Linked DNA regions of Homo sapiens: region 1 is linked to region 2. Evidence: chromatin loops called from intact Hi-C (ENCODE). Cell type or tissue: PC-9. All regions are shown on one strand. Each heading gives the region's core, and the rest is flanking DNA. Links, peaks and the distances in the headings are about the cores only. Region 1 overlaps TRIM16 (tripartite motif containing 16). Region 2 overlaps LOC105371557 (a long non-coding RNA gene).

What was found. Hi-C counts contacts between places; a loop is a spot of excess contacts. Peaks named below come from ENCODE experiments on the same cell type or tissue, not always from the same donor. Only the 100,000 strongest peaks of a DNase experiment are listed, where the experiment ranks them.
Region 1: a loop joins it to region 2, with 3 times the contacts of the local background. A loop is called at or near these places in 1 of 110 quality-filtered maps.

What each region holds. Positions count from the first base shown.
Region 1 is chr17:15,650,270-15,665,903 of GRCh38, forward strand. It overlaps TRIM16 (tripartite motif containing 16), which reads right to left. Exons shown (of 12, transcript NM_001348119.1): 7 at 822-1,677. The coding sequence starts at 1,340. Among named protein-coding and RNA genes, the nearest start is that of TRIM16, 26 kb to the right of the region's middle. RefSeq lists enhancers at 640-1,589, 9,192-9,694. In PC-9, for the core only: no CTCF peak of the experiment used is centred there; DNase peaks (open chromatin) are centred at 7,752, 8,342 and 9,232; H3K4me3 peaks cover 1,273 bases; H3K27ac peaks cover 4,000 bases.
Region 2 is chr17:15,818,727-15,834,360 of GRCh38, forward strand. LOC105371557 (a long non-coding RNA gene) reads right to left here. Exons shown (of 4, transcript XR_934263.3): 4 at 12,786-12,854. It also overlaps the pseudogene SPECC1P1. Among named protein-coding and RNA genes, the nearest start is that of LINC02087, 8.8 kb to the left of the region's middle. RefSeq lists an enhancer at 10,069-10,363. In PC-9, for the core only: CTCF peaks have their summits at 10,155 (motif pointing right) and 10,355; no DNase peak of the experiment used is centred there.

The sequences.
Region 1 (15,634 bases), core at 5,511-9,510, 170 kb before region 2:
TACACTTCCCGACTGAAAACTAAAAGTGTTCGCTGAAAGTCAAAGTAGAAGGAAAAAAGCATATGAGGTGCCAAACCAATTTCCAGGAACTTCTCCAGGATCTAGCTTTAGGCAAAGAAAAACGACTTGTTCTAGAAACAGTTTCCTTATCCGATGGAAATAAAATGACAGGCTATGAGCATGATGTTTCTTAGTCTCTCCTGATACCTCCATCTGGTGAGGAACTTTTATTATCCCTAAGCCACCTGTGACATTATACCTGGACCTAAGTTTCAAATTCTCTGCTATCTTAGCACTTTTCAAGCTCTTAGATTTCCTGTTATCTCCAGAGGGGCCCATTCTACTGGTCTCTTGTTTGAGAAAAAGAGAAACTGGGAGAAAGAGTTGTTCTTTTCTCTTGAATTTCTGCCAAGGTTTTATTTCATTAATTGACAATGGATGTGCCATGCAGATCCAGCCACAGGGACATATCACCGCCCTAAGCCCCCACAACTTCTGCACCCTCCACCCAAACACACATCACCAAAAGCTGTATAAGGCACAGCAGGAAACTAGCAAGAAGGAGGAGAGACAGACACAGACAGAGATCGCACAGAGACAGTGGGACAGAGATGGGGACGGAGCAACCTACTCCACACAGTTTCCAAAACCAAGTGCAATGTATATTTACACTGACCCAGCAGGCAGACGCTGAAGCTAGTCTTTTTCAGGTATGCTCAGAGCATAGTAGTGGCGTCAGTGGACCTAGCAGCTGCAGCCAGCTGGGCACACCATCCCCCACCGCCCTCTCCCAAATGGATGAATGGTCCCCAAGCACTCACCTCCTTGTCCCTGCGGGCTGCATCCAGGGAGACTATGGTGTGGCCACTGTGCTCCTGGCAACAGTCCTGGCAGATGCACTGCTGATCAGGGCAGCAGAAGGCAGACAGTGGGCTGTGGTGGGCAGGGCAGTATCGCCAGTTGTGGTCCTTCACTGGCTCGGTCAGCAGGTGGCTTTGCAGTTTGATGTTCACCTGATGCGGCTGCAAGTGCTCTTCACAGTAATTCACCATGCAGGTTAGACAGGACTTCACTGCCTTCACTCTTCTGGTGTCATCAAGGCAGAAGTCACACAGGACCTCTTTCCCCTCACCAGCAGGATCCCCCTGCTCTGCAGAGTCGCTGTCCTGTTCCTCCGTCTCCCTGCCAAGCTTCTCCGAGGAGCCCACGTCCTCTTCTTCCACTGGGCTGGCTGACCCAGAATCTGGGCTGGGTGACCCAGAGTCTGGGCTGAGAGGGGCTGGGGGCTGAGCAGTGGCCCTGGGCAGTGGCCCTGGAGCCATTAGATCCAACTCAGCCATCTGGGAGGCTCTGCTCCTAGGCTGTCTTTCTTCTGTCCCTTGGCCCAGGATCTGTGCAGCCCAAGTCAGACAAGAGAACCACGCCTAGATGATTGCAGCTGCTGCAAGATTTTAACTGTTTCCTCCCTCCCAGAGGAAGCTCGGCCACTCATTACTGTGTGCTGGCGCTGGATGGCAGCCAGATGCGATGACGACAAGGCAGCTAGAGTACTCAGGCTCAGGACAGCCGGCTCAGGCTCAGGCTGCCTCCCCAGGTCCAGCCCTGAAACTTCTATTCTTATGTGAATCATCTGAACCCCATAGGCTCTGCTGAAGACCACGTGTCTCTGTGCCTGCTCTGGAAAGGACAGAAGATTCCTGAGCTCTGTTATAAGCCTGTGTGGCTTTGTGTGGTCTGACAAGCGACATTTTTTTTTGTTTTCATTTTTAAAGAGAAGTAAAATGTAAGGACTTCAACACCAGGACAGCCATTCATCTACTCCCATCTCATAGAACTGGACATGAGGCAGCTAGGAATAGGATGCATGTTTCTTTTCTTTTCTTTTTTTTTTTTTTTGAGACAGAGTCTCACTCTGTCACCCAGGCTGGAGTGCAGTGGTGTGATCTCGGCTCACTGCAACCTCCGCCCTCCGAGTTCAAGTGATTCTCCTGCCTCAGCCTCCCGAGTAGCTGGGATTACAGGCACCTGCCACCGTGCCCGGCTAATTTCTTTTTTTTTTTTTTGTATTTTTAGTAGAGACGGGGTTTCACCATCTTGGCCAGGCTGGTCTTGAACCCCTGATCTCGTGATCCACCCGCCTCGGCCTCCCAAAGTGCTAGGATTACAGGTGAGCCACGGTGCCCACCTTTTTTTTTTTTTTTTTTTTTTTTTTGAGACACAGTCTCACTCTGTCGCCCAGGCTGGAGTGCAGTGTGGGATCTTGGCTCACTGCAACCTCCGCCTCCTGGGTTTGTGATTCTTCTGCCTCAGCCTCCTGAGTAGCTGGGATTACAGGCACCCACCACCACGCCTGGCTCATTTTTGTATTATTAGTAGAGACAGTGTTTCACCATGTTGGCCAGGCTGGTCTCGAACCCTTGACCTCAGGTGATCTGCCTGCCTGGGCTTCCCAATGTGCTGGGATTACAGGCATGAGCCACTGTGCCCAGCCAGGATGCATACTTCTGATGCTGACTTTTCCATATCATCTTCCTGAACATTCCAGTAATGTCCGTCACACTCGTGGAGATGAACATCACGTGGGTACTCAGTGGAGATCAGGAGGGTCAGGGAAGACTTGTCTCCTTCCACAGAATGCTCCCTTCAGGTTAACAGCCCTTTTGCCCACTTAACGAAACATTCCTAGACATGGTGTTATAGTTGAGACACTTGTTCCCACAAACCTCATGCTGAGATTTGATCCCCAATACTGGAGGTGGGGCCTGGTGGGAGGTGTTTGGGTCATAGGGGTGGATCCCTCATGAACGGCTCGGTGCCATCCCCACAGTGATGAGTGAGTTCTCGTTCTATCAATATTAGCTGCCACAAGATCTGATTGTTAAAAAAGAGCCTGGCACCACCCCCTCTCTTAATTCCTCTCTCTCCATGTGACCTGCCCACTCCAGCTCCCCTACCCCTTCCACTGTGGATGGAAGCGGCCTGAGGCCCTCACCAGAAGCAGATGCCAGCACCATGCTTCTTGTACAGCCTGCAAAACCGTGAGCCAAAAGATCTGTTTTCTTTATACGTTACCCCCACCCCCTCAGGTATTCCTTTACAGCAACACAAACACAGTAAGACGCATGGTGTGTGAGCTTGCCAGGGCTGCCATAGCAAAGAACCATACACTGGTTGGCTTCAACAACAGAAACTCATTTCCTCACAGTTCTAGAAGCTGGATCAAGTCACTGGCAGGGATGCTTTCTTCTGAGGCCTCTCTCCTTGGCTTGCAGATGGCTTCTCCTATGTCTTCACATGGTCTTCCCTTTGTACGTATCTGTGTCCTAATCTCCTCTTCTTATAAGAACACCAGTAAGACTAGATTAGGGCCCACCCTCAATTACCTGTTTAAAGACTTTCTCCCCAAATACAGTCACATCTGAGGTATTAAGGGCAAAGATTTCAACATACACATTTGTAGGGGAAGGAGACACAATTCAGCCCGTAACACACGGTCAGGGCATGAGCTTGGAAGCCTCTAGCTCCTTAGAAGAAAGAGGCTGCGAGGCATGACCCCTGGACGGGGGTACACAGTGTACCCAGCGTTTGCAGATGGATACAAAGGAATCCAGGATTATTCCAGGGTACCTGAACCCCAAATTCTAGAGCTTTCTACAGTTTTCCCTGGGATTATTTAATCAGATACATTTGAACTCAAATGAATTTGGAAGGCGAATGGAAGAGAGAGAGATTGGGTGGAGGGGGAGGGGTCAGATCCACCTAGCCCCAGGGATCAGGCATTAGGATGGTTCCAAGATATTACACTCCCTATGGCTCTGCATCCCTGCGGTGAGTTCTATAGGATTTGGATTAAACTAAATAAACACAGGGATGTTTCTTGTCACTGACTAGTACTTTTCAGAAATCCGAGAGACCTAGTGACTACTCAGAGTTAGAAGGCACCGAAGACTTTACAAATTCATTCCAGACACAGTGCTGTTTATTTTCAACCACGCATAGAATACGCATAAGTAGCCCTTTTTAGCGATGTAACGTTTCCTCACTGTCCCTGTCCTGACTGCCCTCTTCCACTGCTGAAGACCCTCAGGAGAGGTTTCCTTCTTTCTGATCCTGGCCAGGGTCAGAAACATGCATCCTATTCCTAGCTGCCTCAGGTCCAGTTCTACTGGAAAAGGAATTAAAAGAAATTAAAGAACGTGTAAGCAAAAATTCATTGTATGTAAGAAAACCCAATTCCCCCTGAGGAAGAGAAAGAGCTGAAGTCCTTTAAAAATTAACTGCTTGTTTTTCTGTGGCCAGTGAGCCTTTTCTCTCCCTTTCCCAGGCATTGTGAAGACGCTGTTTCTCTAGCTCTGCAGCTGCAAGGTCACTAGGCAGATAAACTCAAGTTGTAAAACATGTTTTTTCCTTGAAAAGTAAGAAATGATGTAATGCATGTCTTAATTGAATAACTGTCTTTGTTTCTCGCTTCTGTAATATGCTTCCCCCTGCACAGATCTCCCCCTGCCCCATAAAATGCTTAAAAGGTAACCAGACTATTTGTTCGGGCTCAGTCTTTTTGGATGTTAATCTGACTGGGCCAGTGCACCTAAATAATAAATAATAAGTATCCTCCTCAATCCCTTGGTCTCTTTGATTCCTTAATTATCCCACAGCACTATGAGATGGGGAAAGATGAATAGCTGTCCCGTCATTGAAGTCCTTATATTTTGAGTCCTTTTTAAAAATTGAAAAAAAAAAATGTAGCTTGTCAGAGACCACACAAAGCCATACAGGCTTCTGTCAGAGCTCTGGAATTTAATTTCATGGTTTTCATGTCTCCAGCCAGGAGGACTGGCTTCTCCCAGTCCAGACCATTGTCAGTGTTTTCTCCAGTATTAATGGACAGGTGGCTTTCCTTTTAATCCCTTTTTCAGAGTGACCTGGTACTGGAGGCTGAACTGGTCCACCCGCATACCATAGGGCCTCTGATCTCTCTGAGAATGGGGAAGAAAAGGTAGTTGCCCTGCCTGGCCCTTTCTACAGCTTCAGTAGAAATCAGAAGGCATACATCCTGCTTGGGTTTCCACGTGGCTCACTTCTTCCTCATTCCTTCCCTCCCTATCTCATTCCCACCCTTTCTTCTCTCATGAATTGTTTCATACCTGCTTCTCTATGGCTAACCCTTTTAGAGCAGTTCATGGGAGTGCTCAGCCCTTCATCAATGCCCCACTGAAGTCCTGAGCTAGCAGACATTCCACAGTGGTGTGGAAAACAGGAAATGGGAATGTGGGCCCTAGCCTGGCCTGTGCCAATCATTTGATCTCTCTCTTTTTTTTTTTTTGAGACGGAGTATCGCTCTGTCGCCCAGGCTGGAGTTCAGTGGCATGATCTCGGCTCACTGCAAGCTCTGCCTCCCGGGTTCATGCCATTCTCCTGCCTCAGCCTCCCGAGTAGCTGGGACTACACGCACCCACCACCATGCCTGGTTAATTTTTTGTATTTTTAGTAGAGACGGGGTTTCACCGTGTTAGCCAGGATGGTCTCAATCTCCTGACCTCGTGATCTGCCCGCCTCGGCCTCCCAAAGTGCTGGGAGTACAGGTGTGAGCCACCGCGCCCAACGCGTGTCCCCACTTAACCTTAGTTTCCTTGTCCATGAAATGAGTATGTTGTCCTAAGTCAGGGCCGGTAAATCAATTTCTAGTTTGGCCCTCTGAGGAATTATGTTGCGGTGGGGTCTAAGTGCATGTCCGAGCTCAATGGGAGACGGCATCATGCTCAGGTTGGGATATTTGGCAGGGGCATGGGATTAGGAGTGGTGGCCCCTCTGGAGGCTCATCTTCAGCCCTCTGGGACCACAAAATTCACCACAACTTCTAAGTCCCCTCTAATGCCAACCCTCAAAGCAGAACACCACTAGGCCCAAGCTCTGATCCTGCTTCCAGGGACAGTGACACATCCCATCAAGTCTCAAATGCCCATGCTCAAACCCCCAGCACCCAAATATTGAGGCTAGAAAGTCACATGATTCTTTTGAACTCAAATTCCCTATTGCTTCAAAGGCTCTACAGTCACCACCCCACTTTGCTCCCACTGAGCCCTGGGGCATCTTGATACTCTGTCTCTCCTCGGATTCTGCTTTGCTCCTTGTCTTAACCAAAACTTGAATGTCCCCCAAAGACAATTTCTCCTGCCACCTCTCAACCCGTGTAGCTCCTTCTCTCATTTCCTATGCCTAGGTGGATGGGAGTCCTCCTCAGCCCCCATCACAACATCTAGACCATCGCCCCTCCCCAGCCCCTTTGCAAACCCTGCTCCCCTTATGTGCCCCAAAATACCACGCCTCCTCTCCTCCTGGCTGTCTTCTACAGCCTCCCAGTCATTCCCCTTAGTGACAGAAGATTTAACGCTTCTGGCTCCCAGCCTCCCCCTCTACCCCAGCTCTGTTATTCTCAGAACGTTCTACCTCTGAATGCCTTCTTTGTTTTTTATTTGGTTGGTTTGGTTTTTGTTTTTTGAAACAGGGTCTCAAAACTTTGTCGCCCAGGCTGTAACGTAGTGGTGCAATCACAGCTCACTGCAGCCTCAACCTCCCAGGCTCAAGTGATCCTCCCACCTCAGCCCTCAGCCTCCCAAGTAGCTGGGACTACAAGTGCTCCACCACACTTGGCTAATTTGTAAGTTTTTAAATTTTTTGTAGAGATGGGGTCTCACTATGTTGCCCAGGTGAGTTTCAAACTCCTGGGCTCATGCAATCCTCCCTTCACAACCTCCCAAACTGCTGGGATTACAAGTGTGAGCCACTGCATCCAGCCTCTGAATGCTTGCCACCTACCCTATGGTCACCACCCACATCTGGATTTATTTTTATTTTTAATTGTGATAAAATACAGATAAATACACATAAAATACAAATAACATAAAATTTACCATCTTAACTGCTTTTATTAAAAGACAGGATCTTGTTATGTTGCCCAGGCTGGGTTGTTTGTTTGTTTGTCTTTGAGACAGGGTCTCCCTCTGTTGCCCAGGCTAGATTGTAGTGGTGTGATCACAGCTCACGGCAGCCTTGAACTCCTGGGCTCAAGTGATCCTCCCATCTCCACCTCCCAAGTAGCTGGGATTACAGGTGCACACTACTGTGCCTGGCTCATTATAACCATTGGTAAGTGTACAGTTCAGTGGCTTTAAGTACATTCACACTGTTGTGCAGTTGTCACCACCATCTATCTCCACAACTCTTTTCATCTTGCAAAACTGAAACTGTAGCCATTAACCAATAACTCCTCATTCCCTCTCCCCCTCCAGCCTTTGGAAGCTACCGTTCTACTTTCTGTCTATAATTGTGACTACTCTAGGCACTTCATAGGAGTGAAATCATACAGTGTTTGTCTTTTTGTGACTGGCTTATTTCACTTGGCATAATGTCTTCAAGGTTCATTCATATCGTAGCATGCATCTGAATTTCCTTCCTCACACCTGGAGTCTGCATTCAACAGAAATCCCAACCTCCAAACTTAAGAATTGAGAATCCTACTGACTATGCCTACAGCTTGCTTAAATGCCCCGTGGAAAAAATGCCTCAGGTTCATCAGGTGTTGATTGGACATCATTGGCTTCCTCTTAACCCCAAGCATTCAGGGGCTAAAATGAAGTATCTCTTGCATAAAATGAAGTGTCTCTCTTGCCTTCACAAAACAAATGTAACTTCACCTAGATATTCTTTTTTCCTAAACCAAACCTACCACCAGGAATGTGAGGTCAAGGTGTGGTTCAGGATTCCTTTCCAGAATTGAGGGAGGAATCCCCACCCAGAATTCTGATGACTCAAATGCTACCAAGATATGTGGTAGGCAATTGGCAGTAGGTAGGTAAGTATTCATCTTTCATCCTGTTGAGTCTTGACAAATAATCCCACCAATGGACAAACTCTGAAAGTTATGTCCTCTGAAAGGATATAAGCAATGCCTGCCAACAGGTTCCCTCCTGGTTTAGGGGTTTAAGGCCATCATTCTCAGGACTCTAGGTTAACTCAAGTAAGAAGAGCTTTCTTAACCCAAAGACTCTCTCTAGCAGTTTCTGGCTAAAGAAGCTATCCAAGCGTTTTTGCTAAGCCAAAACAGCCTTTCATTTGTCTCTTCAAAAATCTCACTGGATTTTTTTCCTCATTTGTGTCTCTGCTGAGTCACACAGAGCTATGATTCACAAACACAGGTAATATTTGTCCACCAGACTTCAAGACAAATCAGCCCATCAGACTGAGAAAAATAAAAATAATATCATAAACTGATCGTAACCCTGAATTTGATTGATTTATGGGACTGTACTTTATTGAGATTGTGTCCTTCCTCCTTTTCTGGAATTAAAGGTCTTATCTTTTCTGAAATAATAGTAATGAGTGTAGGATTGGGAATGTCCGGAAGAGTGACATCTAAGTCAGTCCTCCAAATTCACTTTGCAATTTTTCTCGTAAAATCTCAAAGTCTGAGAACCACTGAGCTGGAAGTCGCATCACTCCTCTAGAAACCAGCCCAGAATTTTACTGGCTTACCTGGAGGTGCAGGCCCAATGAACTTTCTGGTTTGGGGTCACTATCAGCAAACTGGTCTCCAGCCCTGTCTTTCTCCTAAAAGAAGAAGATGGCCTCTTGGATCACTTTGGTAATTAATTACCACTAACAAAGGAACGAAATAAAGGTGAGACAAACAGCAGATTACAGACACTAAGGGCCGTTGCTCCTAGTCTCAGAACACGATTGTTGTAATGACGGCTCCTCCGCAAGAAGGAGGGGCTGTCCCAGGGCACTGCGTGTACCTTCCCTTCACAAAGACAGGAGGACACACCAGTTGGTACAGAGACGAGATTGCCAGCTCAGTACCTGGCACACAGCCTGAAGGACCCCACTACTGGATGAAGAAAACACCGAAGTCAGCTTCAACTATGCCCTTAGCGACGGACATCTGCCAGCTAAGGAGGTGCACCACGGTCATTTCTTCCCTAAGTCTCCGAAGGTCTAGTCCTGGGCTGTTCTAGGGTTCTCTTTTGTCTTCCAGTGAGGTGTGGCTGTGGTGCACGGGCACCGCTTTGATCACTTCTCAGACCACCCAAGCTTACGGGGCCAGAATTAGCAGCTAGACCACCTAGAAACCTACTTGGGGGAGTCTGCAATGCCCTGGAAATGGAGAGCTCAAGAATTTGACCACATCTCAAATGACTCTCAGTAAATTCCAGACACAAGGGCGTGACATTTTATGCGGCACATAGCACATTTGAACTATGCTTTGTTGAATCTCCATATCAACCTCTGTAATAACTCTAACATTGGTATGAAACCCAAATAATCACACAAATCTAACTCTAGTTACCTTTATGGCTTATGCCTAAAAATGTCAAAACAACCTACACATAATAAATGAAGTAAATCTTTAAAAAATCTGTAACAAATGTTCTCTTGCCCTGGGACAGGAGATGGTTTCCCAGGCCGGCTCCCCTGAGGCCCTGAGCCAATTGTTGTTTCAGCACTGCTGGTTTTCTAGAACTTGGGCAGCTGTCCAGCTCCCAGTCAAAATGGGCACCTCTAATCTTGCTATTTGCTGGGATACCACACATTCCAGGGAGCCGCACTCACCTTCAAAAAGGGCAGACTTATCTCAGGCCAGGTGTGAATGCCTCCAGGGCACTGAGAAGCAGCTCAGCAAGGCCAATGGCCAGGGCAGGGCAGGCCGGGCTTGCTGGGCAGGAGCACACAGGTAGGTAAGCGAACAGACACCTTCAGGTAGCAACAAGTTACAGGGTGAGGGTGAGGGTCCTCTTGTTTTTACTAGTGAGATATAGCCCTTCAGTGTTGGAAAGAATCTCAGAAAACCATCCCCTCCACCCTTCACCTTCCCAATATTTACTCAGAGGTTTGTTTTTTCTTTTTTTAAACAATAAGTAAGGACCACAGACCTAGACCCCTCAACAAAGGAAGGAAAAAGCATTGTTCATTCAAGGGCCAAAAAATGTGCCCCTCCCTCGATTGCTGTGGCCAGGGCCAGAGGACAATGAGCCGGTTCCTCTATAAACAACATAGTCTGCCTCAGCCAAGTCCGCTAGGGATGGCTTATGTCTCAGCAGCCACTGAAGCTCAATTCTTCATTCCACTTCCCCTAGGACACTCATTTGCTCAAATGGTTTTGATTTCCACCTCACTGCTGAAAACCAGATGGTTAAACACTCCATATTTCTATACCCCTGATTGTCTGCATGGAGGAAGCCTAACATCTGTACGTGGGTTTCCTGGGATGAGAGGCAGCCCTCCTCCAATCATGGTGCATAGACTCAGGAAGCAAACAAAGCAACAAGAATGCTCGAAAGAATACAGAGGGGCCGGGCGCGGTGGCTCACACCTGTAATCCCAGCACTTTGGGAGGCCGAGGTGGGTGGATCACGAGGTCAGGAGATTGAGAACAACCTGGCTAACACGGTGAAACCCCATCTCTACTAAAAATACAAAAAATTAGCCGGGCGTGGTGGCAGGCGCCTGTAGTCCCAGCTACTTGGGAGGCTGAGGCAGGAGAATGGTGTGAACCTGGGAGGCAGAGCTTGCAGTGAGCCAAGATCGTGCCACTGCACTCCAGCCTGGGCGACAGAGCGAGACTCCATCTCAAAAAAAAAAAAAAAAAAAAAAAAAGAACACAGAGGGGGCTATTGCCTCCGTGAGAGCAAAATAACCACTGCCTTGTCAAGAGTATTTTAGTAGGAAGGAAACAGGCATATTAATCAGAAGACCTGGTAAATGGTAGATGTTATGGAGGGCTCCCAATATGGTCAGAAAGAAAATCTGGAGTTAGAAGTGTCAAGTGGTCAGAGTCCTGATCCCAGCACCTTTTAGCTGTGTGACCTTTGTAAGTAGCTTACCTCTCTGAATCTGTTTCCTCCTCTAAAATGGGGATGTAGTATCTGCTCCAATAAACTTACAACAACCTTACAAAAACCTTACAGTTTGTGAGAAAATGAAAGTGAACACATCATGCAAATGCAAAGGAACTTGTATGCTAATCTTATGGGTACAAACACAGCAGGATTTGAGGAGGTGAAGGCTCCTTCCAGCGAGTTCTCTTAAGCTGTGAGACAAGGAGCTGGCCAAGGATCACCCTCCTCTCTCTAAAATGTAAGAAACCCCAACTTCCCCAGAAGCCTGTCACATTTATAGGCAACATTCATATTTCGCAGCTCCTTTCCCTGTGTACTAAGCAAGGGTCTCGGATCTGCCCAACCCCTCCTCTCAGTGTTTCTTGGAGTCCCTGGGGCACTGTCTTCCACTGGGCACCTTCTTTTCCTATCATTGCTGCCTCTGATGCCCTGCAGTCCAAATGGTGCCCAGGTTGCCTGGTAATGAAGTATAATATATTGTTTGTTAGATGAAGCCCAGAGCAAGGATGCTTAGTACAATGTGTCCCTCTAATGTTACTGAAACTGCTCATTCTCTTTACTCAGAGCGCCTTTTCTCCCTTAAGCTCCATGACGCCATGGAAGCTGGCTTGAGAGCAGCTCCTAGTGACAGATTCTGGCCTATTTAGACCCACTTTCCCACTCTGACCCTGAAATTCTGAGGTGTAGCTAAGCTTATAATTAACTCCTTCTCTCAGGATGCATTTTCCATTAGGAGGCCCCTGCTGGGGTGCCCCACAAGTGAACTACACAGGCCCAGGCATCTGAATCCCAAACTCAAGCTCCGTTCTAAATACCTCCTGGAAGAACATAGCTTTTTGTTTTTTCTTCCACAGTTTGGAAAACATGACCCTCCGACATCCATGCACTCCAGCTCCCAGGATGGGCTCTGTTTATCTGCACCAGACTTGGTTACTGCAGCCTGTCGGCCAGTGGTGACTGCTTCAGGGATAAAGAAGTCTTTGCAAATTTAAGTTGATGATATATGGAAAGAACACTGATGGCGTTTCCTTGGCTCTTAAAAGAGATATTTGTAAAACCGGCCTCTTTCCCCATGAGGAGTCAGAAATGGGGACTCCCAATGATGGAGTCAGAATTTAAATGCACACTTGTGACTCCAAAGCTTAAAAAGCTACTGTGGGGGACCTTCTTGTGGATCCTGGGATAGGAAGTGGCTGCTCCTGAGTCCCTCCAGTTTTCTTGAGTCCCAGATTCCTTAACACAACTTCACTGGGCTTTCTTTAAACTTCTTAGTTGATACTCACCCATTTCTTCTACTATTTACACACAATGCACACATTCTATTTTGAATCTCCTGGTTTTCCATTCTTAAATTTCATCTTTCCTGTAGTTGGACCCGCAGAACATGCCAGCCTCAACTCCCAAAGAGCATTTCTAGCACAAAGCTATTATTTTCATTCATGTGTTGTCTCGAGCTTGAGAGCAGATCAGCCTTTGAAAGCTGCCACTGCTGCTGCCACCACCAGCACCATCATAGCTGACTACACATTCTGTGCAGGGACTGTGCTAAGCAGGGAATACATTATCTACATGAGATACAGGGTTTTACAGATAAGAAAACAGTAACTTAATGAGATTGGGTAACTGACCCAAACCCATACATCTGATATATAGTGGAGTCAGAATTCAAATGCACACTGGTGATTACAGGGCCAGAAGCGGTCTTGGTAGGCTACATGAGGACGTTCTGGCTAATTCCAGGATAGGGCAGGGCTACTACTAGGTATCTTACAGTTGCTCAGAGGAGAGGGAGGTGGTGACTCACTAGCAGATTTGTGAGTTTCTTTAGACTTGGGCTGGTGGTGAAGAAGCTGGGCTGTGAACCCTCAGTTCCTAATTGACTGTCAGCTCTGTCTTCTCGGGAGCCTTCTCCTCCCCAAGAGAGGAGGACAAGGGCACAATACCCCCTCAGGAACTGGCATTTCTTCTTTCTCCTGAAACATCTTTCCTCATTTTAACTCTTTCCCAACCACCCAAGTGCCCTCTGGATACGTCCATTTGTCCCAGTCTGGCCTGGCCTGGCAGGTAACTTGGAAAATATTTGCACGTGCCACTCTCCTCTCCACTCAGGATCGCTTCATTCATTCATTATTTATTCTGCAGCCATTAGATGCTGAACACTAGATACTTATTTGTGGAGGTCACAAAATAAGTACAGAATATGACACACGCCCTGCCCATGAAGAGCACAGCTGCCAGTTCTATATTTACAATATCTCTGGAATTCCACCTTCCCTTCTAATTTGACTGATATTTCTGCTTCTCAGGCAGCAGCAGCCTTCTGGCAACCATGAGAACCAACGTGAGGACTAGGTCAGTAAGCCGAGGATAAAGAAACAGAAAAATGGAAAGAGCCCCAGTGACACTGTTGAGCTGTTAAACTATCTAAACTGCTTGTTTTCAGGCTTTAAATCATGTAAGATAACGTGTCCTTATTGCTGCAGCCGGAAGCATCCTAAATGGTACACTCTCTCCAGGTGCCAGGAAAGATGCCAAATAGCAGGCCCAAACTGTCTCCTTACAGCTTGGGGTCCAAAACTGGAAAGGACCTTGTCCCTACCAGTCTCCATACAATGAATGCCATGAGAGAACTCTGGCTGATCCTGTTCACTCCGCTTGCCCACCCCGGGTCAATCCCATGTCTGGTCAGATGCAGTGCTGTCATCAGCCCAGGATGCAGTATTGGGTTATGGGTCTCCCATGTGGCCACAATGGAGGGCACTGTGTTTGACTAAAACCACACGTGGTGTGTACAGGCCCCATGGTGAATACAGACAGACCACAGCAAACCATCTGCTAAAATGGGGTTTAAAAATGAAGTTAACACTTGGTTCCGAGATCCATCTATGAAAGCAAAACAGGTTCTAGGAGCCAGATGTGGCAGCGGTTGTATGGCAGAAAGGGTGGTACAGGTGGATTTCATACATTGATACTTAAAAAGGGAGAAAAGGGCAAGAAATCCATTTTAAGGTTGAAGAAGCAGCACAGATGATCCCATCTTCTCTTCTAGGGCAGAGAAGCAGGCACAGGTGAAACTCAAAACAGAGCACGTAGCAGGACTGGACGTAGCCTTAGGGAACCTAGGCTTGGGTTAAGCTGAAAAAGTATGAATCTATTCAGCACCAGGTTTGGCCACAACTGGTTAGAGAATTTGTAAAGCACAGAAGACGGGGACAGTAAATATGAGAGCTGGAGGAGAGTGAAAGTAATGAAAGCCAGTGGGCATGGTGGCTCACACCTGTAATCCCAGCATTCTAGGAGGCCGAGGTGGGCGGATCACTTGAGGTCAGGAGTTTGAGTGACAACAAAGGTGGGCAAAACACTGATGTGATCCAGACAGAGACGACCTGTGGCCACAAGCGCCCTGTTCTGTTTAGATCTGCGCTCTCTTCCCAGCAGGATCCATCAACTCTAGCGTCTCAGAGCTAGACAGACTACGTCCTAGGAAAATGCGCCTCGGGGAGGCTTCCTGAGTGAAGTGGCTCCTGTCACAGTATCAACGTCATGATGTGTCTTATATCTGCTGCCCCGACCAAGAACCAGGAAACAGGCCGGGCGCGGTGGCTCACTCCTGTCATCCCAGCGCTCTGGAAGGCCAAGGTGGGTGGATCACTTGAGATCAGTTCGAGATCAGCCTGGCCAACATGGTGAAACCCCGACTCTACTAAAAATACAAAAATTAGCCAGGTGTGGTGGCATGTGCCTATAATCCCAGCTACTTGGGAGGGTGAGGTGGGAGGATTGCTTGAACCCGGGAGGTGGAGGTTGCAGTGAGCAGAGATGGCACCATTGCACTCCAGCCTGGGCAACAGAGTGAGACTCCGTCTCAAAAAAAAAAAAAAAAAAAAAAGGCATAGGCAGTTGGGTGGTACTGTAAACCACCTGCTCAACAGGGTGTGTTTGCTTCTGGAAAGTTTTATTATTTGCTTTTTTAAGCTGCTGCTATACAACTCACTGAAAACCAACTTTTCATTATTTAATGGCATGAGAAAAGGATCACATTAAGTAGTTTTAAAGAGGCTGTAGAGGCCGGGCGCAGTGGCTCATGCCTGTAATCCCAGCACTTTGGGAGGCTGCGGCGGGCAGATCACGAGGTCAGATCGAGACCATCCTGGCTAACCCAGTGAAACCCCATCTCTACTAAAAACACAAAAAATTAGCCGGGCATGGTGGTGGGTGCCTGTAGTCCCAGCTACTCAGGAGGCTGAGGCAGGAGAATGGCGTGAACCCGGAAGGCAGAGCTTGCCATGAGCCGAAATGGTGCCACTGCACTCCAGCCTAGGCGAGAGTGCAAGACTCTATCTAAAAAATAAAAAGAATAAAAAAAATAAAGAAAGAAAACAACATAATGTATCGGGAAACCAGATAATGAATGGGTAACATTCAAGTGATAACACATTCTCCTGGCTGCCCACATCTCAGTGGCCATTACTTTTCAGTCCAATTTTCTTATTCCTCTTCCTCTGCCTGAAAAGGTGAGAGGCTCTTTGAAGCTCAACTCAAGATCACTTCTTCCCAACTTAGTCTCTCTTCCTAGATGAGCTCATCCATTCCTACGCCTTCAGTTACCACCTGTTTATGGCTCACAAACTGATGTCTCAGCTCAACTTTCAGACCTGTATATCCAACTACTTTCTAAGTATAAAGACTTGACTTTCTCACAGGCACCTTGAATCTAATGCATCCAAAATTAAATGTAA
Region 2 (15,634 bases), core at 7,789-11,788:
ACATGAGCTATTTTTGGATGTTAACCAATCCTGACTTTTTTAGTATATCCCACTTGGTATCCATGTGTTACATTTTCATATGTGGTTTAATTCATATGTTTTTTTTTTTAGAATATTTGTATTTCTGTTAATGAAAGAGAGGGCGTATAATTTTTTTTCTAATGTCCTGTTCAGATTGTGGTGCCAACGTAATGCTGGCTTCACAAAACAAACTGAAAAATATTTCCTGTATTTCTTCTCTTTAGAAGAGTCTGAGAAATTTAGGTGTTTTCTTCCTTAAATATTTGGAATATGTCTTTAGACTAGGTATGGAATTTTCCATGTGGAACAGTATTTTTGTTGGCTGGTTTGACTTCTAATAATTCAAATCCTTTGGTATATGTAGGAGTTTTCTTGTTTTATGTTATTTCTGTGCCCATTTTACTAAGTTTATTTTTATTTTTATTTTTATTTTTGGGGGGACAGAATCTCGCTCTCCCAGGCTAGAGTGCAGTGGCACGATCTCGGCTCACTGCAACTTCCGCCTCCCGGATTTCTCCAGCCTCAGCCTAATTTTTGTGTTTCTAGTACACATGGGGTTTCACTATGTTGGCCAGGCTGATCTCGAACTCCTGACCTCGTGATCCACCTGCCTCAGCCTCCCAAAGTGCTGGGATTACAGGTGTGAGCCACCGTGCCCGCCTGTATTTTTTAGTAGAGATGGGGTTTCGGCATGTTGGCCAGGCTGGTCTCAAACTCCTGGCCTCAGGTGATCCACCCACCTCACCCTCCCAAAGTGCTGGGATTACAGTCGTGAGCCACCATGTTCGGCCTAGGAAGTTTATTTTTCAATGTAATGTTATTTGAATCTCTGTTGTCAAACTTCTAGTCCTAAGTATTTCACAGAACCCTCCTAGTGTCTTAATAATACACTACTCTATAGAGCAGGCTTCTGTTTTGGTTCCTGATAGTGATCTTTTGTGTCTTTTCTCTTTGCCTTAATTAGTTTCACTAGTGGTTTATTAAGTATATTAATATTTATAAACCAACTTTTTTTTTTTTTTGGGAAGGAGTCTCACTCTTGTCACCCAGGCTGGAGTGCAATGGCTCGATCTCAGCTCACTGCAACCTCCACCTCCCAGGTTCAAGTGATTCTCCTGCCTCAGCTTCCTGAGTAACTGGGATTACAGGCACCCACCACCATGCCTGGCTAATTTTTGTATTTTTAGTAGAGACGGGGTTTCACCATGTTGGCCAGGCTGGTCTTGAATTCCTGACCTCAGGTGATCCCCCCGCCTCTGCCTCCCAAAGTGCTGGGATTACAAGTGTGAGCCACCATGCCCGGCTGGAAGTTGCCTTCTTTTTTTTATTATTTTTAATTTTTTTGAGACAGAGTTTCGCTCTTGTTATCCAGGCTGGAGTGCAATGGCACGACCTTGGCTCACCGCAACCTCCGCCTCCCGGGTTCAAGCGATTCTCCTGCCTCAGCCCCCCGAGTAGCTGGGATTACAGGCATGTGCCACCACGCTCGGCTAATTTTGTATTTTTAGTAGAGATGGGGTTTCTCCATGTTGGTCAGGCTGGTCTCGAACTCCCGACCTCAGGTGACCTGCCTTCCTCGGCCTCCCAAAGTGCTGGGATTACAGGTGTGAGCCATCGCGCCTGGCCAGTCCTCTTTTTATATTTTACTCAAGTTTTTTTTGTGTTTGCGGTTCAGTTTTAAAGTTTATTAAATGCTTTAAAAAACTTTTCAGCTAAATGATCTTACTATTTTCTCCTGTATTTTTCTGCTAATGGGATGACTTACACGATTCATTTTGAATGTTAAGGACCTTGCATTTTGGTGTATATTCCGTTTAGTATTGATCTACTGTATTTTCATAGGTGACTTCATTCATATAATATTTTGCTTAGAATATTTGTAGCTCTGTTTTATTTATTTATTTTTGAGACAGAGTCTCGCTCTGTCGCCCAGGCTGGAGTGCAGTGGTGCGATCTGGGCCCACTGCAAGCTCCACCTCCTGGGTTCACGCCATTCTCCTGCCTCAGCCTCCCAAGTAGCTGGGACTACAGGCGCCCGCCACCATGCCTGGCTAAGTTTTTTTTTTTGTATTTTTAGTAGAGACAGGTTTTCACGTGTTAACCAGGATGGTCTCGATCTCCTGACCTCGTGATCCGCCCACCTCGGCCTCCCAAAGTGCTGGAATTACAGGCATGAGCCACCACGCCCGGCCCCAGCTCTCTTTATTAAAAAGGAGATACATACTGTTTATGAAAGAGGTGACATAATTTTGTTTATTTGTGTCCCATAATGTGTCCTGGTCCAATTGTGTCCTCAATGTAATGCCAGCTACACAAAAAATTTTTTAAATATTATCTTTATTTTCATTTTAGTGTTTTTCTTTGTATGGACTATTCTATAATTATGAGCTGGGAATTTTTCATTGTTCAGTTGTTTTTCTGATTTTTGGTAGACTGGACATTTTCCTGTGTTTCCTGACCATTTGCATCTCCTCTCCTGCTCTGTGCACTATCACCCTGCTCCAGCTGCTTCCCGGAGCCTCCCTCCTTCCTCTCCACCTGCCCGCGTCCTCCTTGTCCTTCAGTTTCTTCCTAAGGGCCCATGGGCTTTCTTTGGCTTTTACGTTCCTCTCACTCCACCTTTGACAGTTGCTGGGCTTCCCATCCCCTGGGAGGTTTCAGAGGATGGGGAAGACAGAGGAGTGCAGTTGCCATGCAGTGCAATATGGGCCATAATGTTCATCCTCCACGGCCTGTATTGAGGACTTGCTGTGTGCCAAGAATCTGCTCTAAGAATGTAACTGTGCTCCCTCACTTCATGCTCATAACCACCTGTGAGATGGGCAATGTTCTCATCCACTTTTACACAGAGAACACAGAGGCACAGAGGAGTTTCATAAATTGCTACCAAGGCCTTCCGCTGGTGTGCAGCAGGGTCAAACCCAGGCTGTCTGGCCCTGGGGTTCAGCCTCTCAAGTGCTCTGCTAGATGTTGGACAGGACAAACGAGACACAGAGAATGAACACCACCTGACTTGGGCTGGGGAAGTCAGGGATGGCTTCCTGGAGGAGGTGACACCTCAGTGGAACCTTGAAGGAGGAGCAGGAGGAGCTGACCAGGCAATGAATAAGTATGTCCAGGAAAAAGGAAAGGCCTGAGTGATGCTGGGAGGCTGGAGAGCTGGCCTTGGGTGTGTGGCGGAGGGGGGGCAGGAGATCAGGACCAAGGGTTTGACCAAGGCCAGATCTTGAAGACTCGGGCCATCCCATAGTTGATACCTTATCCCAGGGCCAGGCAGGCCTTCCACTGCTCTGTGCGCACTGGTGGGCAGTGCCTCATGGGATGCTAGGAGCCTAGACCCCAGCCACCCACCTGGGCTCCTGAGACCCGAGGTGCAGGCACGGGGCTGGGAGGGGTTGCAGCTGATTTACATTCAACAGATTGAGGGGAAAACTGCAGGTGCCTCGCTGTGCAGATGGAACCCACCGCCAGATGGACCCCGGAGACAGCCTAGATTCACAGCCTTTCCCTGCTGCTCTGTCCCCACACCCCAGGCGGGGAGCAAATCTTTTCTCTGATCATCTTTTGTGCTCACCACCCATATCCCAGACATGTACCCGACCAGGGGCTCAAATACATACAGTTTCTGAGCGAGCTGGATAAGGCAGTGACCAGAGGCTGCCTCGACACAGGATGAAATTGCCCAGTGCTCTGGCACCACGAGTCAGAACCCAGCCAGAACTGTGACCTGGCAGTGGCAGAAGCTGTCTGGTGCTGCCAAATCAGCCCTGGCCAGTTGTTCATTGACCCCCTCTGGGACCTTGGCTGAGCCACTTCCCCTCAGCTGTAAAATGAAGAAGACTGTCTTTCCTATTAGATATCCCTCAAAAACACAAAAGTGCTTTGAACCTGCCAGACTCCCTCTTGAAGAGTCACAAGAAAAGGCTCTGAGAAGTCCTGCAGTTAAAAAAATTTTTTGACTTTCTTTAACCCAGCATTTTTCAAGCTAATTGACCACAGAGCTCTTTCTTGGTGCAACACCTGTTAACCGGCCAAGTGTGTGAGGAGGCACAAGTAGAGAGCTCTGAGAATCACCCTCCTTGGCTGCTCTCTGGTCTCAGGGTGCAGGAAAGAGTCTCCGTGCTACATCCCAGTCTGCGGTAGTCCAGGGTGTGAGCCCAGCCCACAGAGCTAGTGTCAGAGAGGAATTCCCTTTCTTCCCTTTCTGTTAATGGAGCTTCTCCCTCAAGCTTCTACTCCACCTGGCTGGTGTCAGTCTTAGGGTTTTCATGCTCCTCTTTGGGCTTGATGGGGGTTCTGGGATTTTATGTAGGTTGAGATAGCAGTAGAGGAGGAAGGGCATGGACAGCTTCTCTGATCAGTTGGGCATCTGCCATCAGGTCAGTCGGGCATTATCTCCCCCTCAGGTCCGGTGGCTTTGGTGGCTTCCAGGCCATGAATGGGCCCTGGAGCCTCCCCAAGGCTGCCCTTGTCACATAGGATCCACTGCCGGACTTTACTCAGCCACTGCTTCACACTATGGCAGGGTGGGTGGTAGCTCCCTCCTTCTCCACTCCCCAGCCCAAACTGGGGGAGAATTAGGAGTCTGTTTTTAATTTTGTTTGATCCTTTGATTTTAGATTTGCTTTTGAATAGATAATATAGTCAGATGATTTGAAACTCAGAATGTATTGAAAGATTATTAATAAAGTCTTTTTTCCCTCTTTGTCCACCAACTGCTCCCTTCTCGCCTCCCCTCGAGTAAGCAGTTTTCTTAAGATGTAATTTCCATGCCATAAAGTTCACCTGTGTAAAGTGTACAAGTCTGTTTTTTAGTGTATTTACACAGTTATGCAACAATCACCCTAACTAATTTTAGAACATATTTTTAGAACTAATTTAGAACTAATTTTGATCACCCCAAAAAGAAACCTTGTCAATCTTCATTCCTCCCCTACCCTAGGCTACCACTAATTTATTATCTGTCTCTATAGATTTGCCTGTTTTGGACATTTTCCATAAATGGAATCATACAATATGTGATGTATTGTGACTAGCTTCTTCCACTTGGCATAATGTTTTCAAGGGCTGTCCATGTTGTAGCAGGTATCAGTACTTGCTTCAGTTTTGTGGCTAAGTAACATTCCACTTTATGGATATGTCATATGGCTTTTCCAGTCATCGGTGGATGGACATTTGGGTTGTTTCTACTTTTTTGGTCACTGTGATTGTTAATAATGCCTCCATGAACTTTTGGGTTCAAGTTTTGGGTGAACATGTTTCATTTCTCTTGAGTAGATGGATACCTAGAAGTGGAATTACTGGGTCATATGATAATTCTACATTTAGCATTTTAAGGACCTGCCAAACTGCTTTCCAGAGCAGCTGCACTATTTTATAATTTACTTCGTGCACGAGGGTTCCGATTTCTCCACATCTTCACTGACACTTGTTATTGACCATCTTTCTCACTCTAGCCTTCCCAGGGGGTATGAGGTGGTATCTCAGTGTGGTTTGGGTTTGCATTTCCCTAGTGACAAATGATGTTGAGCATCTTTTCATGTGCTTGTTGTCCAGTCATATGTCTTTTATGGTAAAATGTCTCTTGAAATTTGTCTTTTCGTTATTCTGTTATAAGCATTCTTTATATTAATATATTCTGGATACTAATATATTCTGGATACTCTTACTTAGCAATGAAGACTGTTTGCGGTATGGGTCCAACCTGCGTTCCAGTTGGAATGTCCTAGTCACCTATGCATCCACCCAACAAATACTGCCAGAGAGCCTACCATGCGTATATATGGCAGAGTCCCTGGCCTCAGGAAGCCCACGGTCTAGTCCAGACACACAACACCACCCACGTTCTTTGAACTTCCACTTCTCTCTAGATTTCTTGAGCCAACTAACAACTCTCAAGTACTTTGCCTATTCAGTATTGTTTTTTACAGCCCTTAATTTCATTTTGCACACTACTTACTGTTGAGTTTTAATATTTGCAAATATTTGCTTCTATTCTGTGACTTGTCTTTTTACTCTCTCAGTAGTATCCTTTGGTCCTATTAAAATTAAAACAAGTTATAATTTTCATGAAGTTCAATTTATCTAATTTTTTTCTTTCATTGTCTGTGCCTTTGTTGCCATATCCAAAGTATCATTTCCAAATTCAGTTGATGGAGATTTTTCTCCTGTGTTTTCTTTTAAAACATTTATAGTTTTAGCCTGTAGCCCATTTTGAGTTAATTTTTGTATATGGTGTCAGATAAGGATTCAGCTTCATTCACGCACATGGATAGCCAGTTTTTCCAGCGTAATTTGTTGAAGAGACTGTCCTTTTCCCCATTGAGTGGAATTGTTAGTGTTTTTTACATAGAAGATTATGTTGTCTGTGAACAGAGATATTCTTATGCTCTCCTTTCCAATGTTTATATCTTTATTTCTTTTTCTTGCATAAGTGCTCTGGCTATGTTGAAGAGAAGTGACATGTGTGCATCCTGATCTTGTTCCTGATCTTAGGGGAAAGCTTTCACTCTTTCACCACTGAGAATGTTGTTAGCTGTGGGATTCTCAAATATGGCCTTTATCATGATAGGGAAGTTACTTTCTACCCTAGTTTCTTGTGTTTTTATCATGAAAAAGTATTGGATTTTTTAAATTGTTTTTTCTGCATCAACTGAGATGAACATAGTTTTTTCTGTAATTTTTTTCCTTTTTTTTTTGAGATGGAGTCTCACTCTGTCACCCAGGCTGGAGTGCAGTGGTGCAATCTCGGCTCACTGCAACCTCTGCCTCCTGGGTTTGAGCGATTCTCCTGCCTCAGCCTCCCAGGTAGCTGGGACTACAGGCACCCGCCACCACACCCGGCTAATTTTTTGTATTTTTAGTGGAGATGGGGTTTCACCATGTTAGCCAGGATGGTCTTGATCTCCTGACCTCATGATCCACCCGCCTCAGCCTCCCAAAGTGCTGGGATTACAGGCATGAGCCACCATGCCTGGCCTTTTAATTTTTTTAATGTGGTGCATTTTACTGATTGTTTTTTTTATGTTGAACCATCTTTGCACTCCAGGAATAAATTCCACTTGGTTATGGTGAATAATTTCTTTGATATGCTGTTGGGTTCACTTTGCTAATATTTTATTGAGAATTTTTGCATCTAAATACTTAAGGCATATTGGTCTGTAATTTTCTTTTTTGTGATGGCTTCATTGGGCTTTGGTATCAGTGTAATGCTGACTTTATAGAATGAGTTAGGAAGTGTTCCCTCCTCTTTGATTTTTGGGAAGAGTTTGAGAAGAATTAGAGTTGATTCTTTAAATGTTTTGGTGGGGTTCACTAGTAAAGCAATCTGGTCTTGTGCTTGTCATTGTTTTTTTTTTTTTTTTTTTTTTTGACAAAGTTTTGCTCTTGTTGCCCAGGGTGGAGTCCAATGGTACAATCTCGGCTCACTGCAACCTCTGCCTCCCGGGTTCAAGCGATTCTCATGCCTCAACCTCTTGAGTAGCTGGGATTACAGGCATGTGCCACCACACCTGGCTAATTTTTGTATTTTTAGTAGAGACAGGGTTTCTCCATGTTGGTCAGGCTGGTCTTGAACTCCCGACCTCAAGTGATCTGCCCGCCTCGGCCTCCCAAAGTGCTAGGATTAAAGGTGTGAGCCACCACACCCGGCCAGTAGGTTTCTTATTACTGATTCAGTCTCCTCACTTCCTCACCAGTTGTAGGTCTATTCAGATTTTCTGTTTCTTAATGTGTCAGTTTTGGTAGATTGTGTGTTTCTAGGAATATGCCCATTTTATCCAGGTTATAAAATTTATTGGTATACTGCTGTTCATAGTATTCTCTTATAATCTTTTTTATTTTCATAAAATAAGTAATACTGTTTCCAATTTCACTTCTGATTTTAATAATTTGAGTCTTCTCTCTTTTTCTTAGTAAATTTCCTTTCTGATTTTGATAGTTTGAGTTTTCTCTTTTTCTTAACAAATTTCATTTCTGATTTTGATAATTTGAGTCTTTTTATTAGTCTAGCTAATGTGTTGCTAATTTTGTTGATCTTTTAAAGAGCTAGCTTTTGGTTTTGTTGATTTTCTCTATTGTTTTTCCATCTGTATGTTGTTTATCTCTGCTGTAATCATTATTTCCATCTGCTAGCTTTGGGTTTGGTTTGCTCTTCCTTTTCTATTTCCTCAAGGTGTATAATTAGGTTATGATCTGGTTATGTTTCTTCTTTTTCAGTGTATGCGTTTACATAAACTTCCCTCTTCACATTGTTTTATTGTATCCCATAACTTTTGGCATGTTGCCTTTTCATTTTCCTTTGTCTCAAGATATTTTCAAATTTCCCTTGTCATTTCTTCTTTGACCAGTTGAGAAAGAGTGTGTTTAATTTCCACATGTGTGAATTTTCCAGTTCTCCTTCTGTTATTGATTTGTAGTTTTATAACATTGTGATCAGAAAAGATACTTTGAATTATTTTAAATTTTTAAGAATGTGTTAAGGTTTGTTTTGTGGCCTAACATGTGGTCTATCCTGGAGAACGTACCATGTGCACTTGAGAGGAATGTGTATTCTCCTGTTGTGGGGTGGAGTGTTGTGTATGTGTCTGTTGTGTCCAGTTGGTTTGTAGTGTTGTTCAAGTCCTGTATTTTCTTATTGATCTGTCTGGTTGTTCTATTATTGAAAGTGAAGTATTGAAATGTCCTAGTATTAGTGTAAGAGTATTTCTCCCTTTCATTCTGTCAATTTTTAAAAATATACTTTGGGATCCTGCTATTAGGTTTATATAAATTTATAATTGTTATATCTTCTTGCTGCGTTCCTTTTTATTTTTATTTATTTATTTTAGATGGAGTTTCACTCTTGTTGCCCAGGCTGGAGTGCAATGGCTCACTGCAGCCTCCACCTCCAGGGTGCAAGCGATACTCCTGCCTCAGCCTCCCAAGTAGCTGGGGTTACAGGCGCCTGGTACCACACCTGGCTAATTTTTTGTTTTTTGTTTTTTAAGACAGAGTCTCACTCTGTCACCAGGCTGGAGTACAGTGGCGCAATCTCGGCTCACTGCAACTTCTGACTCCCTGGTTCAAGTGATTCTCCTGCCTCAGCCTCCCAAGTAGCTGGGATTATAGGCACATGCCACCACGCCCAGCTAATTTTTGTATTTTTGATAGAGACAGGGTTTCACCCTGTTGGCCAGGATGGTCTCGATCTCCTGACCAAGTGATCCACCTGCCTCGGCCTCCTAAAGTGCTGGGATTACAGGCGTGAGACACCGTGCCTGGCCAATTTTTTGTATTTTTTAGTAGAGACGGAGTTTTCACCATGTTGACCAGGCTGGTGTCGAACTCCTGACCTCAGGTGATCCACTCACCTCGGCCTCCCAAAGGGCTGGGTTTACAGTCCTGAGCCACCTGCCTGGCTTCCCTTTGTTAATATATACCTTAACAATGTATATTTTCTCCCATTCTATAGGTTGTCTGTTTACTCTGTTGATAGTTTCTTCTGAAGACAGTGGAATACTATGCAGCAACTAAAGTAGCCACCTAGCAGGATGTGTACCAGTATGGATACATTTTGAAAACACAGCTAAAAGCAAGGTGCAAGGGCATAATAAGCATAGATGGTGAGGGATAGAGCATATTACCATGTTACAAACCCGACACTCTAAAAGCACAATATAGTATATATAACATTGTGTAAAACACTCAAAACACCCAGAACAATACTAGGCATTATCATGGATACATACATATATAGTAAAAGTGAAAAACCATTCAAGGGATGACCACATAGCAATTTTAGGATAATGCTTATTACTCTCTGAGGTGGGAGGGTACATTGAAGCTTTAAAAAATTCTTCCTAGAATAAAAAGATTTTGCAAATGTGGCAAAATTTAACTATTGTTAAGTCTGAGTACCTGTTTATCATTATTCTTGGTAGTTTCCTGTATATTTAGAATATTAACAATCAAAAATTGAACAGGTGGAAGGACTGTACTGTGCCACTTTTCTGCTTCTGGTATGTGTATGTTTCAGTGCTCTGTGCCTTCCACTGTGGTTCTCTATCAGGTTCATAGTGTATTTCTCTAAAGAAACATTGTAACTTACTGCTAAGTATCTTATGGCTAAGGAGATTGAAGATCAGCCTTGCTTCAGGGGCGTTGTTCACAGCTCAGCAGCAGAGGGCGCCACCCCATAGCTGATGTGCGGTGGGGCGGCCACACCAGGCAGCCCTCTTGGTACAGGGCCAGTGCCTCCCAGGGAAGCACTGCTCCCCCAGCTGCAGGAAAGAGGAATATTTAAATGCGTGCAGATTTCCCTTTCGCTTGTAGGAAGGGGTACAGAATCCAGCCATTTGGAAGCATACATCATGTTTCTCTGACTGTTCGTGGCCTCGGCTGTTTCTGAGGCTAATAATGCAAGAAACAGCACATGCCAAAGGCGTCTTTGCCACTGTGTCCATGAGCCTGCTGCTGACTTGCCAGGGGTTTTTTGTGATGTATTATTTTAGATTGAGGGGGTTCGTGTACAGGTTTGTTACATGGGTATATTGTGTCATGATGGGGCTTTGGCTTGTAGTGGACTGATCGCTGCGGGAACTTTGTTGTTAAACTGACCAGGGAACTTTCCTTTTATTTTAAGTGGAAAAAGATTATTCATACCTGAAGGAGATGTGTAATCACCAAGCAGAACAGCTAAACAGAACCAGCCTAAAGCTGCAAGAAGCATCATCAGAGAGTGATGCAGAGATCAAAGACATGAAAGAAACCATGTTTGCACTGGAAGATCAGGTGGAACAGCACTGGGTTATCAAGTTACACAGTACTCAACTTATCAGTGAGCTAAAAAATAAGTGGGGTCAAGCCCAGGTGAAATGTGGATTGGAAGTGAGTAGGACACTAAAGAACCCAGCAGCAGTGGGTGACTGTGGGAAGGTTTTTGACCGTGTGTTGGCTGGGGTTTATGAAGAGTCTTTCATTTGAGTGTGCTATAATCTCCCGGGAAGAATGTCACCTAAGAAACAATCATTAATCTCTTAAACTAAGTTGAAAACTGGATAACAGAAGAAAAGAGTAAGTAACATAAGTGACTGTGAAAAATAGCAAATGCTTTGTTGTTTGTTGTTGTTTTAGAGAGAGGGTCTCAGTCTGTTTCCCAGACTGGAGTGCAGTGGTATGACCATACTCACCACAGCCTCAAACTTGTGGGCTCAAGCGATTGTCCCAAATCAGTCTCCCAGAGCACTGGGATTACAGATGTGAATCACTGTACCCAGCCACAAATGTTTCTTGTCTGTGCTAGATGTGCTGTGTGTGAGCCATGCTGCTGCCACTGTCTCTGAGCAGCCTGATCGGCTTGGAGGCCACAAGTTGGGACACTTCAGCTGTGACTGTGTGAGAGTTCACAGGGACTTTTCCTAAGGACATTCTGTGGGGTAGGAATGGGTTATTCAGAAGAAATACCTTGCCAAGCATTGACACTGTGTTGTCACCAAGCATTGACAATGTGTTGTCTCTTGGAGCTGATAGAGTTGGATGATAGGTGTCAGAGTGGATGAAAAATGTGTGCTCTTGGTCTAAGGAAGAAAACAATTCCTGCATGTGTGCCATTGATGGTAGGATATCAAGTAACTTACAGATGTTGGCCACTTAGTTGCTGAAGAGGCATCATTATGTGGCTTATGAGCTCATTGTTTACTTTGACTTGGGAAAAGAAATTTTTAAAAGGGATTAAACGTTGCCTGCTTTGTCCAAATGAGCCTTATCAAATTATCACATCTAATGTGCTTCGCTTTTGTGACAAAAGACTTAATGGACATGGCCAGGTGTGGTGGCTCACGCCTGTAATCTTAGCACTTTGGGAGGTCGAGGTGGGTGGATCACCTGAGGTCAAGAGTTTGAGACCAACTTGGCCAACATGATGAAACCTTGTCTCTATTAAAAATACAAAAATTAGCCAGGTGAGGTGGCGGGTGCCTGTAATCCCAGCTACTTAGGAGGCTGAGGCAGGAGAATCACATGAACCCAGGAGGTGAAGGTTGCAGTGAGCTGAGATCACACCATTGCGCTCTAGCCTGGGCAACAGAGTGAAACTCTGCCTCAAAAAAAAAAAAAAAAAAAGGTTTAATGGGCAAAGCATTTAGGTCACACCAATCATTACTAAGAATAGCCTGGTCAGTTGCCTGAGAAGTTCCCCACACCGTGCAGTTGATCCTCCTTATTCACAGATTCACAGATTGCACATTTGTGAATTCACCTGCTTGCTAAAAATTTCTTTTTTTTTTAGATGGAGTTTTGCTCTTGTTGCCCAGGCTGGAGTGCAATGGTGCAATCTTGGCTCACCGGAGGTTATCCTGCCTCAGCCTCCCGAGTAGCTGGGATTACAGGCATGCGCCACCATGCCCGGCTAATTTTGTATTTTTTTAGTAGAGACGGAGTTTCTCCATGTTGGTCAGGCTGGTCTTGAACTCCCAACCTCAGGTGATCCACCCGCCTTGGCCTCCCAAAGTGCTGAGATTACAGGCATGAGCCACTGCGCCCAGCTGCTCAAATGTATTTTAACCCCCAAATCAACAGGCAGAGTACTTCCACTGAGTCATTTTTGTCATTTTTGGACATGCACAGAGAAGTGAAAACGTTGAGTCATCCAGTGCTTATGCTCCCCACTGAGGTCAGACAGACACTTTACCTTCTCATACTGTACATATGTCTTTTCCATGGTCTGTTTAGTACTGTGCTTTTAGCATTTTTTTGCGTGGTTTTGGTGACTTCGCTGTTTAAAATGGCCCCAAGTGCAGTGCTGCAGTGCTGCAGTGCTGTCCACTGTCCCTAAGCGCAGGGAGGCTGAGAGAGACCTGCAGAGAAGACACGTATGTTACGGAAGTTTCTTGAAGGCATGAGCTCCTGTGCTGTTAAGCCTGAGTTACTGAATCGACAACACAGTACATCAGAGAAAGGGAGAGGAAGTTCAACAATATGTATGTAAAGCTGCCCTGACATGCTAAAGGGACATCTGTAGAGTGTGATGCAGCTGTGGAAAAGATGGAAAAGCAGCCAAATTTATGGATTCATGAGAAGACGGCCAATTTTAAAAAGCAGTGGGCAACATTATTGTGAGACTGAAAACCAAAGACACGTACGTGCACATCATCTCAGGTCAGGAAAATATTAAATCCTTCTTGGTTAGTGCTGGTCGGCTCCTAGGTTTCGAAAGGCTGTAAGGTGTGAGAATGGTTAACGTTGCAGGCAAGGCAGGTTGTGCAGATCAGGAGACTGAGGAAAAATTTAAAAATACTTCCTCAGTGTTAGGAAGAAGGAAATGGGAAGAATGAGTTTCCACTGCTGATGAGACTTGCTTGTTTTATGGAGATATTGCCAGATGCAACTCTGTGCACGAACCTGAGAATTGACTGTGTATTCCAGATATTGATTAGTTGGTTAGAGTGAGAGTTGACAGCACCTGCCTCGTTTCTTCTTGAACATGACACGCAGTAGAACTGTGGAACCTCAGCATTCAGTGTCGGTGCCATCCAGGCTGTTCTCAGGATACAGCTGAAAACCTGGACACCATTATCATCAGTGTATCCTTCCAAACCCAGCACCATGATTGTGAAGAAAAGTCAAAGAAGACAAGTTCTGTTCTGTTTTGTTTTTGTTTTTGTGATATTTTGCTGTTGAGAATGGGGTTGTATTGTCCCTAAATCCTTAAAAGTCAGCACAGACACACCAAGAAAACCAGTGTATAATTAATGTCCACAGCAAAATTTAGGCCCACCCCTGTGGTTATATCATCATATATCCAGGACTGACAATAACCCAAGCCATCTTTTGAAAAGCTGTTAAACTTTTTAAAAGGATTTTGAAGTATTATTCAGATATCTTTTTGCTCAGAGACCCCGAGACACAGCCCTAGACCGATCACTCCTTCCCATGAGATCCTGATGGGAGAGAAATGGACTGAAAAATGAAAGGAAATTAGGGGGTGTTTTCTACTCAGCAGAATAATCCCAGACTCAGACTCCCAGGCCCACTAGAACTAGAACTGCTGGGGTAGGACCTGCCCACAAGCATCTTTTTAGCCTTCTCTGGTGATTCTGATTCACAGCCTTCATAGAAAACTGCTCTAGGTTAGAGCATGAGGACCTATTGAGGAATTTCAGCTTGGTGACTGACACCATCAGATTTAAACTCGAATGACTCTGATAGCCATATGGAGAGAATTGGAGGCGAGGAGAACGAAGGGTTGCAGGTGTCCTTAAGTAGGGAGAGGCAGGCAAGCCACCTGGGAAGATGTCAAATGCACACATCCTCGGGTTCTGTCTGCCCTTGGAGATTCTGCCTCCAGGTGTCTGGAGTGTGGACTAGAACATCAGTGCTTTTGAAAAGCTTCACCAATGATTCAGAGGCTTAACTGCCGTTGAGACCCACGACTCTGGAAAGTGCTTTACAAACCACAGGAGGAATAAGCAGTCATGTGCTCTGTTATGTGAAAGCCTCTATCTCACAGCAATAAAGGACACTCAGGATGATTGCGTGTGAGTGCGAGGGAGGCCGGGCTCGGTGTGCAAGTGTGTGTGGCCAAGGAGGCCTCTTCCCGTAGTGCTATTTGGTTGTGCATCCTGTCTGCTGAGACTGTAACCTCAATATGCACCATGTGTTTTTCAGATCATCGTGTTCCCTATTTTGGAGGAACTTGCTGCTTCCAGCCCCTCTTTGCAGGGTAAATTGAAATTGCTAAAAGTTGCATTTAGAGTAGAATGCATTTAGAGTAGATTTGAACACCTGCTGTGGCATGTGGAGCTGCCCCTTTGCTACCTGACTTATCTTCTCTCAAGAGTCTCACAACTCTTCCAAGGCCTGTCTGAATTGTCTATTTCTAGGTAATGTGATCAAGCTGGAGAAACAGAAGTCAGATCTGGGGAGGCAGCTAAAGACTCTGACTGAGCAGATACAGGGGAGATGTGGCAGGAGCCTTCACCACCATCTTCCTATAAATTACCCCTCCAAGGTCTGGATCACTCTCTCTATCCTGCTTTATCTTGGAACATTTTCATGACATGGGTCCTGAAACTGTAAGTTCTTGCCAGCAGGAAGTAAAATCAAAGCAGTCATTTGTTGTCAGGATGGAGAGCTCTCATAACCTGAAGGTGTAATTTCCACCAGTGCCTTTTCCTAGCAGCAAGACACCGTGAAAGCAGGGCCTCACTAAGCACTGCTGGCTGTTCTTTCTTGGTGACTGATACAGGGGCTCTGGAGTCTCTGCCCAGGCACCAGCCCTGGCAGGCATCTGACACAGGGTTGGGCTCTGGCATTTTCAGAAGAAGACCATGGAATGGAGGTGGTTCCAGCCGGATCTGCAGACTGCGGTGGCAGTGGCCAACAATGTCAAGTGAGAAGCCCAGCAGGAGCTGGGCACTGTGAAGAGGAAACTGCTGAACTGCTGGAGGAGAAGGAGAAGGAGGAGGAGAATGCCTGGCTGCAGAAGGAGCTGGGGGATGTGCAGGGCTGCGGCAGGGTGGTTTCCAGCAGAGCTGCCCCTCCGTGAGTCTAGTGGGCACCCAGGCCATGCTTGCTTTTCACTTAATTACTGTGCGTGGGGCTCCCTGGTAGGGATGAGACGCTTCATGTCTCTCTG